Regions from separate parts of the Mus musculus genome. Here region 1 is linked to region 2. Evidence: chromatin contacts called from ENCODE Hi-C or POLR2A ChIA-PET data. All regions are on one chromosome and are shown on one strand. The core of a region is the stretch at or near the end of the contact, and the rest is flanking DNA. Distances in the headings are between cores, read along the strand shown. Region 1 overlaps Pip4k2a (phosphatidylinositol-5-phosphate 4-kinase, type II, alpha). Region 2 holds the start of Pip4k2a (phosphatidylinositol-5-phosphate 4-kinase, type II, alpha).

What was found. A loop is a pair of places that touch in the nucleus more often than their neighbours do. ChIA-PET counts read pairs that join two places held with the same protein, here RNA polymerase II (POLR2A).
Region 1: a loop to region 2 is called in a map of heart, with 2.5 times the contacts of the local background. The contact joins the enhancer-like site here to the promoter of Pip4k2a in region 2. A Hi-C loop is called at or near these places in 5 of 37 maps with a recorded cell type or tissue (T-helper 17 cell, heart and v-Abl transformed pro-B cells). POLR2A ChIA-PET finds 5 or more read pairs at or near these places in 1 of 5 experiments (Patski).

The regions. Positions count from the first base shown.
Region 1 is chr2:18,894,951-18,899,940 of GRCm38, reverse strand. All of the region lies in intron 3 of Pip4k2a (phosphatidylinositol-5-phosphate 4-kinase, type II, alpha), which reads left to right. Among named protein-coding and RNA genes, the nearest start is that of Gm33534, 18 kb to the right of the region's middle. Within about 2 kb of position 1,865, at least 1 of the 3 ENCODE cell types and tissues checked has a DNase peak (open chromatin) inside an H3K27ac peak, as active enhancers do; it is heart, where a contact is called at or near this core.
Region 2 is chr2:18,996,855-19,002,102 of GRCm38, reverse strand. It overlaps Pip4k2a (phosphatidylinositol-5-phosphate 4-kinase, type II, alpha), which reads left to right and starts at 3,982. Exons shown (of 10, transcript NM_008845.4): 1 at 3,982-4,251. The coding sequence starts at 4,108. It overlaps 4930426L09Rik (RIKEN cDNA 4930426L09 gene), which reads right to left and starts at 3,784. Exons shown (of 1, transcript NR_024323.1): 1 at 2,299-3,784.

The sequences.
Region 1 (4,990 bases), core at 616-3,115, 100 kb after region 2:
CACCCCAATCTGCATCCCGTTTCTTGGATGTTTTCCTCTCTTCTCTGAAAGTTGAGAAGATGATTCTCCTCCCTCCCCATCACAGTGTCTCTACCCCTCCTTCAAGCACTGTTTTCCTGCTGGGCCTGTGTTTCCTGCCTGGAACCTGCTGTACATCCCCGTGTGCAAGCAAGGTAAACACAATGTTTCCATTTCATGAGCCTCGGAGCATCTAGTGTTAGAGCTCCAAAATCAAGTCCACCAGAGAGTTTAAAACACTGTTCTCATAATGTTCTGTGAGGCCCCTGCACCGTGTTCTCTGTTACCGTTCATTGTAGTCTTTTTCTCTGATAGTTGTTTCATTATTGATAAGCATTAAATGTTTTGCTGTACTGTAAAACGGAAGCCATTCTGTGTTTAGGGTCACTGCTCCCACTTCCTTTAATAAGAACTTAACACCAGGCTTTGAGCACAGTCCACCTTTAATGACTCCACAGTGATGGTCAAGTTAGCTTGTTGGTCTTTAACATTCTCATGATATCAGAAGCCCACCTGTGCTTGCTCCCATATGTCCAAGGGAAACCCAGAATACAACTCTCTGAGGGATAATCGCTCTTTCCTTCTGACTCTGTGATCTGAGGCATGGAGTCATAATCCTGAGTTGTCAACAGGTGTCTAGGCTTCTGGTTCGTAAAACAGGTGCCCACACTGGGAAAAGAACGCTTCATGAGAGTCTAGATGAACCCTGGGTCTTCAGCCACTATGCCCATGTTCACCCACCGTGGTGGGTCTCAGTTTCATCTGTGATATGGGATAGGGGTGGGGCAACAAACTTTCCCAGGTCTCTCAGCTAAGCTCCATCTTCACTCTGTGTTTCCCGCCTGTCATATCCTCCACCACTCTCTGTTGCCATGATGTCCTGCTCAAGCCCTGGGTCCAAGCTGTACTAAGCACTCCCAAACCTCTAACCCAAATAACACCTTCCTACTTAAGTTGTTTTGGTCACAGTGACTTAAAGAGTTACAAATACAGCTTCTTGTGCATAATATTGACAGCTCCTCCTAGGAAGCTAAGTGCTTTCCCACATTGGAGCTTGGTAGAACGGATTGTTTTTCAAGTAGTCTTCCTTTTGACTAACGTTTTTTAAAGGTTCCGCATATGATTTTTTTAAAATAAAACCTACATTTATTTATTTATTTATTTATTTATTTATAGTGTGTGTGAATTATGATAAGGAGTGGGCTGAGGTGCCACAGTACACAAATGGCAAGTGTGCAAATGTGAGATGTCAGTGTCAATAAGTGTGTAAGTGTCAGAAGACAACCTCAGTTCTTTCTTCCATCATGTGGTTCTCAGGAATCCAACTCGGTCATCAGGCTTGGCTGCAAGCACCTTTCCACCCTGAGACATCCCGCTGGCCCTTCACAAGTGACTTTTGCCAGAATGTGCAAGCTACAAGTAGCAAAATAGCAAAACTATATGGAGATAGGAGATTAGGTCAAGAGAGTTAAGTGTGAAAAAATGCTTGGTATTTTCAACGAAGGTGCTGGGGGAAGTGACAGTTACTAAAGCAGGATGTTTTATGAGAACTATAAAGGACTGGTGATTGGAATGAGCTAATTAAATTGACCTTTATGATTTCTCCCCTTTTGGAGGCTCCACTAAGCCTGGACCTCCCACTGTGGAAGTAAACACCCTCGGTGCCCACCATTAGAGGAGGAGGGTGGGAAGGAGGGCACTGTTAATCCTTTTCTGAAAGCGGAAGGACAGTAAATTTCCAATTATAAATACGGGAAGACCATCGCAGGGGAACTTCCCTCATTAGCTTGCTTTATTTCCTGTCGAGGGCTGCCAGAACACCAGAGCCTCAAACACAGCTGCTGAGGCTTGAGACAGGATATCAGATGTCACAAGACATATCTATGGAAAAGGGAACTTAAGTACCAACTTGTATGATTGGGTTTAAAAGGGACGTCGTTTTATCTGCCCATCACCATAGCTTTGTCTTAGAACCGCAGCTTTCATCCAGATAGACATTTTACCCTCAGCTACCCAGAAAGCCAGAGTCAGCCTTAGAAGCAACATCTGCTGCCTGTGACTTGTCCCCCACAGTTACAGCTCAGCACTGGAATGAGCAGAGGTCACTTGTGTCTCCGTCCTCAGCCTGGGTCAGCCTGGGGTCTGTAGCTTTCACAGCTGTGCCGCCCATGGCCTCGTGCAGTGATACCTGTGTTTCTGGGCCATTGGATAAAAATGTGTGGGCCAACTGCAGCACCTTTTAACTGTGAAATGTCCAGATCAGGCAAATGTACCACAACAAGAAACCCTCAGAAGGGGACAGAGAAAGGGAATCGGAACAGAAATGTAGACAGGTTGCTAAAAATGCTGTAAAAAGGACAGGACAGTAGCTGCACGGCTTTGCAAACTCACGAAACCTTCTGAGTTGGACGCTTTAGGTGAGTGGTATGGTCTGTGAGTGGTTTCTAAGTAAAGCCACCGAAAAGGAATGTTTAGAAATTGGCAGGGCAGCTCTGTGGATAAGGGCACGTGGTGCCAATCCTGATGATCTAAGTTTAATTTCCAAAACCCACATGATAGACAAGAACAGTTACCACACAGGGCCATACACATATGCGCACAAGTGAGTGTATGTTTACTTAAAAAGTAAGAGAATGTCTAGGGGCACAGGAGATGTGCCTCAGTAGGTGTAGTGTTTACCGTGAAAGAACGAAGACCTGAGTTTTGATTTCAGGCAGCCACATAAAACAACATACTTCAGTAATCCAGATGCTGGAGAGGAAGAGGCAGGAGGGTGCTGGGGGCTTGGATAGCTAGCCAGCCAGCCTAGCCAAACTGGTGAGCCTCAGGTTCAGTGAAAGACCAAGACACCTGGCATCAACTTCCGTCTTACATACATGTACACACACACATTCACATGTATCCATGCATATACATTACACACAGATAAAATTCATTTATTTTTAGAAAAGAAATTCAGAGTTTAAAATTAGTTTATACTTAATGTGAGACTTTTTATCAATATTGATTTTGTCTGCTTTTTTCTTGGAACAAGTTAGAACATTATATCTACTTAGGACAACTTTTAAAGACTGATAGTTTATGATATGAAATTACCAAATGTAAAGAAGGAAAGCTATAGCCAATGAATATAGCATATTTTGTAGTTTGTGTACATTTATCATTAGTTTTTCTGTTTCATAAACTAAGAGGAAATCGTTGGCCATTTCCCAAATCTCTGGGAATTAACAACACCAATTTATCCTGATTAATAATTATAAAAGGAAGCCGGAGACCGGTCAGTCCAGCTGTGTTTCTCTGCAAATAAATGGGTCTGGTGGGAGTAGGGGCATTGCTGTTGGGCTGTGATTTGTACTGAGTTGTTTTTATTGCAGACCCTTTTGTCCTGCCCCGTGTTGCCCTGACTCCCATCTGTAGCCTTTAGTTTGAGAAGATGCTGTGCTGTAAGCACAGAAGGACCTTGGGTGGCCCTGCTGTGTCAGCTTTCCTGGGAGAGGTGGGAATATTTTCTTTTTCCAACAACAAACTGAAGAACCAGTCTGACCCAAGTCTAGCCCAGTAAAACACTGTGTTTATTAGAGCTACCTCAGGAGCATGGATTATCCTGAGACAGCTGCTTCACTGAAAGTCCCATCCCGTGGGTGACAGCTGCCCAAAGCTGCATGGGTGGAGTCCCTTCTTTCTCCTCTTGTCCTTAGCCTTCCCAAGGCTCCGTCCAGCTGGAGCAGGATTAATGACAGCTGGGGGAGGGAACATGTGGCAGAATCTCTGACCACGGTTTAATGACTCTCCCATCCCCTTCCCTCGCAGGAGCATCAACAAGCCCTTCTTGTCAAAGTCTTATTGGGAAGTCCCAGCTGCTCCGATTTAGATGGTAAAGGTCATACTGTGCCCCGAAACATCTCCCCACAGCTGGGGGTTCTCAACTTGAAGCTGCTCCTTTAAGTGGTTTGACTGCTTTGATAAGAACGTCTTGTAGGAAGGGAATATAGAAGATGATCACCTGTCACTTGGAACTGATCCGTGCAGAACGTTAGATTAGAATGTTAATCTTATTTCAGGGTGGATAACTTGTCCAAGCTTTATCTAAAGCTAGGAATTTGAATTTTCAAGGGAGCAGATCTCTCCAAACCTGGGGTGGGTTTCTGTGGGTTGATTTTTGTCTGATACCTTTTCCTGAGGAATCATGAGTGCATAAGAATCCTGAAAAGTAAGTGTTGTAATTTGGGAATGGAGATTATGAGTAAACCAAAAGTGGCGCTTTTCATCCTTGATTGGATCAGATCTGAAAGTTTTGCTTTTGTATCCATTAATTTAAAAGATTTTTAAAAATAGCACTTCTGTTGGCCGTCCTTCTCACCAACGTGCCTACTCCGTTTCCGAGGTCACTATTGTGGAGGATAAGCTACAGCGTGCCTTCCCAAAGCAGAGAGATGCAGTCCTTTCTTGATCTTTTCTCCTAGCAAAGCCTATGCTCTTCTAAGCAAAGAAAGTAGAGCAGGTGGAGCTCAGTGGTAGGAGAATTAAAATTCTCCAACAGTCCTCGGCTCATTTGAGTTAAGATGTACATGATAAAGTGACCAGAAACACGTGAAGAGGTCCTAGGTAGGCATGACCTGCAGCCCACAGGACTCCTGGGAAACACTAGAGCCTGTGCATTCTCCAGCTGCATCTTCACACTGTAAACTAACTCTCAAAGCCTATGCATCCTCCAGCAGCATCTTCATACTATAACTCCTATAACATAACTCCCAGGAGCAGCACTAGGCACTCTGCTCCTCATACTGTACCCCAGACACACAAGTGCCTCAGCTCTTGCCTGGAGAGAAGATGGCTCCTGTCCCTGCCCGTGAGGGTGCTGCCTTTGAATGAACCAAGGCTTCCTCCTCAGGTTAATAAAAGCCTACATAAAGTAGACTGGCTGCTTTAATACCATGGCTATTATCGATATTTTCCACACACTTAACTCAGC
Region 2 (5,248 bases), core at 2,733-5,232:
GGAGGCAGTTGCATGTGGATCTCTGTGAGTTCTAGGCCAGCCTGGTCTGCAAAATGAGTTCCAGGACAGCCAGGGCTTCTTATAGAGACCCTGCTCCAAAACAACAAAACCAGCCTTTTCTACATCCATGAAAAACTCAAAGGGTCTATGCATTGGGCAGATACTGCTCATTTATTTTCAATCTGTAGCTATCTTTTTTCTCAAAAACATTTTGCAGAGTGGGGGGAGGGGCAGTTCATCTCCTTTCTACATCTAGGGAGATCTGTTCCACAGTGAAGTTGACTCATCATAAATATTATAATAACAATAATAAGTGGCAAAGAGGACCTGAAAAGTCTCCTCCCCATGCTTTTCTGTGTCTTTGTGGGTGTGCATGACTGTATGTGCACACACTTGCATGCGTATTTGATGAGTAGACTTGTGTGCTGTGGTGTGTGTTTGGAGGAGTCAGACACTGCCTGCAAATGCCAGGTCAGCTGACCTCTGAGCTCCAGGCAGTTTTCTTGTCTCCATCTCTTAGGAGAAAGGGTTATAGATATCTGCTGTGTAGACCAGGCTGGCCTTGAACTCAAATATCAGCCTGCTTCTGCCTCCTGAGTGCTGGATTAAAGGAGTGCGCCACCACTACCTGGCCAGCTTAAATTCTTATCATGTGACTAGAAACTGGGCGATAGAAGACAATCCAGGAAATGCCTGGCTCCTGTGTCATAGTTTTTGAGCCCTAACTTTTCCCTACAGCAGACTAATCATATTGATAGCAACTCAATGGTAGATTCTTGAAAGTGCAGCCACTATCCAGGAATTCCTAGTCAGCTAGGTAAGCCAGAAGGCTGGCCATAGTTAAATAAAAAAAACCTCCAACTAGCTAGTAAAACTAGGGTTAAACCCCAGACAGAAGGAGTTCATGTATCCTAATTGGAGCCTGCTTAATTGTATTTGTATTCCACGTATTATCTTTTAGCTAGGTGTGACAGTATATTTTCTTTAATAACGGTCTTCCAAGTGTTTTGAATGACCATGTTATAGAACATACCAAGTAAGAGGGAATGGACTTATCTTACAGCTTGCTGTGATTTCTACCTAAAGCAGTCAAAAGGGCCTGGGGCTGTGGCTCAGTTGGTAGATTCCTTGCCTGCCACACACAAAATAGGGGTTTCTGGTACAGACCTATAATCCCATCAATTAGGATGTAGAGGCAGGAGAACCAGGAATTCAAGGCCATCCTTAGCTACATAACAAGTTTGAAGTTGACTTGGGTTACATGAGATCCTATTTCAAATAAAGGAAAGTCACAAATACAACCAAGATAAAATTAAACCAAGAAAGCTGATGATTTCTCCCCGCCTTAGAGAATCCTACGCAGAATTTTCAACTGAAATATTTTTATCAGAAGTGTGGTATATTTAAAGAAAATCAAATCATATGTAGTAATGCACACCTTTAACCCCACCACTCAGAAGGCAGAAGCACATGGACCTGTGACTTCAAGGCTAGCCTCCTCTCCATATAGGGACTTTCAGGCTCTGCAGGGGTGGGGTGGGTGGGGAATCAGAGCATCTACTCCCCCACAGAGTCATTTCTGGTTGGATGCCCGAGTCATTGTAAAACCTTTAACATTGTCGTTTTGATGAAGAGCTTCAAACTGCTTTATGAGAGTGTGCCGAGTTGGTTATAGTAAGAGAAGAAATAAAGTAACAGCTGCAGGAAGCAAAAACAACTCAGCGCCAGGAGCCTTTCAACATCATACATTTTCCTGTTAGTAGTTGTCCTTTGAATAATTCCTTGCTTAGAGAAGGACCTCAGCCTCAGAACCAACAGCAAAAGAGTTCGAAGGCAAATAGATGTGACTCCCTTGACTGTGGAAGCAGCTTGCGAAGTCAATGAGTCAGGATTCAGCAGGATGTTATCAATGTTTCTGATTATACCTTTGTTTTCCCATCCTTGTTTCTGCCCCTCCCAGGAGAGATGGTGACCTCTGGTGCATCTGTGCCCAGGTTTCTCTTTGAAGGGTTGCCTAACAATGCCCAGAGGTGTCCATTTCCTGTTCTTGTAGGCTCACCCAGCTCTTTGCTGTCATTGAATTCAGTTTTTCAGCAAGCCCATTGTCTTGCATTATTAATATACAATTAAGTACATTACAGCTATTGTGAACAAATAAAGAGATACAGAGGCATTGAAGTGGAAGGATTCATTTCAACCAGGAGGAAAGGGTAATTGTTTTCAAGGACAAGGGCTGGTACAGGTTTCTGTGGAGGGGTGATGAAGAGCAATAATCAATGATGATGTGAAGCTCTTGAGTCTGGGTCAATGAGAATTTATTAAATAAATGAACTCCCAACTGGTTAACAACAATATGAATGCTTATTTCCAACACAGGAAGAGAAATGAAACAACTTGTAGGCTGTGTAGGGTGCTGAATTTGGTTGTAGATTCTTGTGAAAGGATGCCTGTGGGCAAGCTATGAAAATTGGTTTAGATAGACTCTTTTCTGAGGTCAGGCGACAGTTTATGAGTTATCAGTAAGATAAAGACTGTACAGCCCCACAGCCCCTCCACCGCCCCCAGACAGGGTTTCATGGATACCTGGCTTGGCTTGAACATACCTACCTACCTGAGGATTATATTGAATTTCTGATCCTCTAGCCTTGCCTCCTGAGGGCCAGGATTACAGGTCTGCAACATTGTGTACTTTTATCTACTGCTGGTTTTGAGTGTAACAAACAATCTATAGCATAGTCCCTAAAGTGACCTTTGTGTCAGGCTATACCTAGTCACACAAATAACATCAGTCTCTGGTTAAATGATTTGGTCAACTAGTGGAACTGTGGGTCAAGTTTATGACTTCTCAGCATTAATTTAGGCTGGTTTTGTTATTATCTTCACCCCCTTTAGCCATTAACAATGGTGATGCTTGGTACCAGAAGAAGCAAGGAATCATTGCGGCGGCGGGGCGGGGGGGGGGGGGGATAGTATTAACAAGTTAGAATGACCAAGGGGATTTTGGGGGCAACCGTGCTGAAAGGTCAAATGAAGAAAAGGAAGGTCCGCACAGGATCTGCTCCCTTTTTGTTCCAGGCGTTACTCTTTGTCTTCTTGAAAGATCTAAGGACTGTAGACTTGCAACAACAAATGCCAGCGTAAGGACGACTAATTTCAGTGTGGGGTGGTAGTGGTGAAAGGCTAAACATTTTCAAATCAGAAGGTGCATGTCCAGAATAAGAGAAGGAAGGGGTGGCCTGCAAAATGATGGGTTCCAAGCAAACGGTCCAGACTGGGGCATGGCTGTCTTGACTAAAGCAGGGGTTTCAGTGAAGAATCCCAGAGTAGGTTGGGAATGACATTCTAGTATCCGATAGCATGGGAAGGCCCAACCAGGATACAAAAGGTTAGGAAGTTCAAGGCGGGGACTCCCTGGCAGACAGTTGACAAAGAGGAGCCAAGGTCCTTTCCCTAGATGCTGGGGAAGCCCGGGGCCCCGAAGAAGCGCTCTGGGTCCCACGAACTCGCCAGCCCTTGGCACGGGAAGCGGAGGTTCCCGGACATTCCTGGCTGCCCCATGCATCTGGGGGCTCCCTCCTCGGAGCTCCCTTGGCTCCGTATCCTTTCCTTGCTCCTCCCCAGGAGCGAGAAAGGCATGCTCACGCGAGTCTCCACACTCCGCAGCAGCCTCCCCAGACGGATCGCGGCCGCCAGGAGAGTGCTCGTCTTAGCACCGGTGGCGGAGCGCACAGAACAGCTTAACGGTCCGGCATCCGCATCCGCACCCGCCCCGCCCGTCGGCGCCGCTGCCCCGCCCGCCTCTGCGTCATGACGCTAGCGCCCAACGCGGAAGCCGCCCGCCGCCTGGACCAGCCGAGGGCTGTGCGCCGAGCCGCGACGGGCGGGAGCCGGCGGGGGCGCGAGGCGAGCGCAGCTGCAGCCTAAGCGGCCGAGCGCGCGGAGCGGGCGGAGCGAGCGCCCAGGACTGAGCGCGGGCGGAGCGGGGCTGGAGCAGGCGCGCAGCGGCGGCCGCCCCGGGGGATGCAGCTGCCTCCCCGGGCTGGCGTGTAGGGAGGGCGGGTCCCCGGCCTCGGCGGCGCGGCGGTGGAGGGGACCGAGACTGCGACCATGGCGACCCCTGGCAACCTGGGGTCCTCCGTCCTGGCGAGCAAGACCAAGACGAAGAAGAAGCACTTCGTGGCTCAGAAAGTGAAGCTGTTCCGGGCCAGCGACCCGCTGCTCAGCGTGCTCATGTGGGGGGTCAACCATTCGGTAAGGCTCCTCTGCGGCGCGCTCCTCTTGCTCCTCGGGCTCAGCCTCCCGGCTCTGCTCCTCCTGCTGCAGCGGTGGCAGGGCGGGGACCTCTAGCCGGCTAGCTCGGTCGGTCCCGGGCCCTCTGGCCACTCGCCTCTTGGGGTACCCCTAACCCCACGACAAGCGTCCATCTCCTGGGTTTCTCCGGCGGCGCTTGCGCTCCCTTTGGAACCCAGGGAGGGTGCAGGATGAGAAGCATTCTCTGTTCTGTGCTTCTGAGCCTCTCCGCGGCTGTCCTGTCCCGCATTCGTCCTCCCGCCGGTCGGTGCTCGCTGTCCGCGAAGTGGGAAGTTTGTGCGGGGACCGACTCTGTCTCAGCTATCAGTCCTGGCGGGGAACCGCTCAGGGCCCAGTCCGAGCGATCGCTCCACTTGTCTGGGACCGATGGGCCCTCCTGCCCTGAGCGGGTGGGCAGGTGAACCTGTCCCTGTCAGGAAGAGTCCGGAGCTTCTCGGAGATAGGACTGGAGTGAATCAGAAGATTTTGGGCGGCAGCTTGAGAGCTTAGCTTTCTTTTTTCCTTTAAAGGCAGTATTGTCAGACTCTAGGAGAATTTTTTTGGGGGGGTGGGGGGTGGGGGTGGGGAAGACGGGCAAAGGAAAAAAAAAAGCAACGTAAATATGGCCCTGGTGCTGAGCGTCTTCTCTTCATCCCTTCCCGCATCGCCCAGCTGCTGTGCCCTTTCCAGACCTCCTGGCGGGGAGTCTTCCTCCCTCCCCCTTGCTTCCTCCCCTCCTTGGGGAGCCAGGCAGAAGTCACAGACTTCTGCAGAAGGATGGCCTTGGTGGTGATAGTCGGAGGGGGTCCCGGCGGTCGCGAGTTCGAGGTGGTCTAGAGTTAATTACATCCATTTTGGAGGTTGTTTAAAAGACTGTCGGGGTGCGCGTTGGGGAGGGTTAGTCTAGCGCACAGCTAGGGATGTAAGGAGGTGCGCGGCTGCAGACTCTGCGGACTGC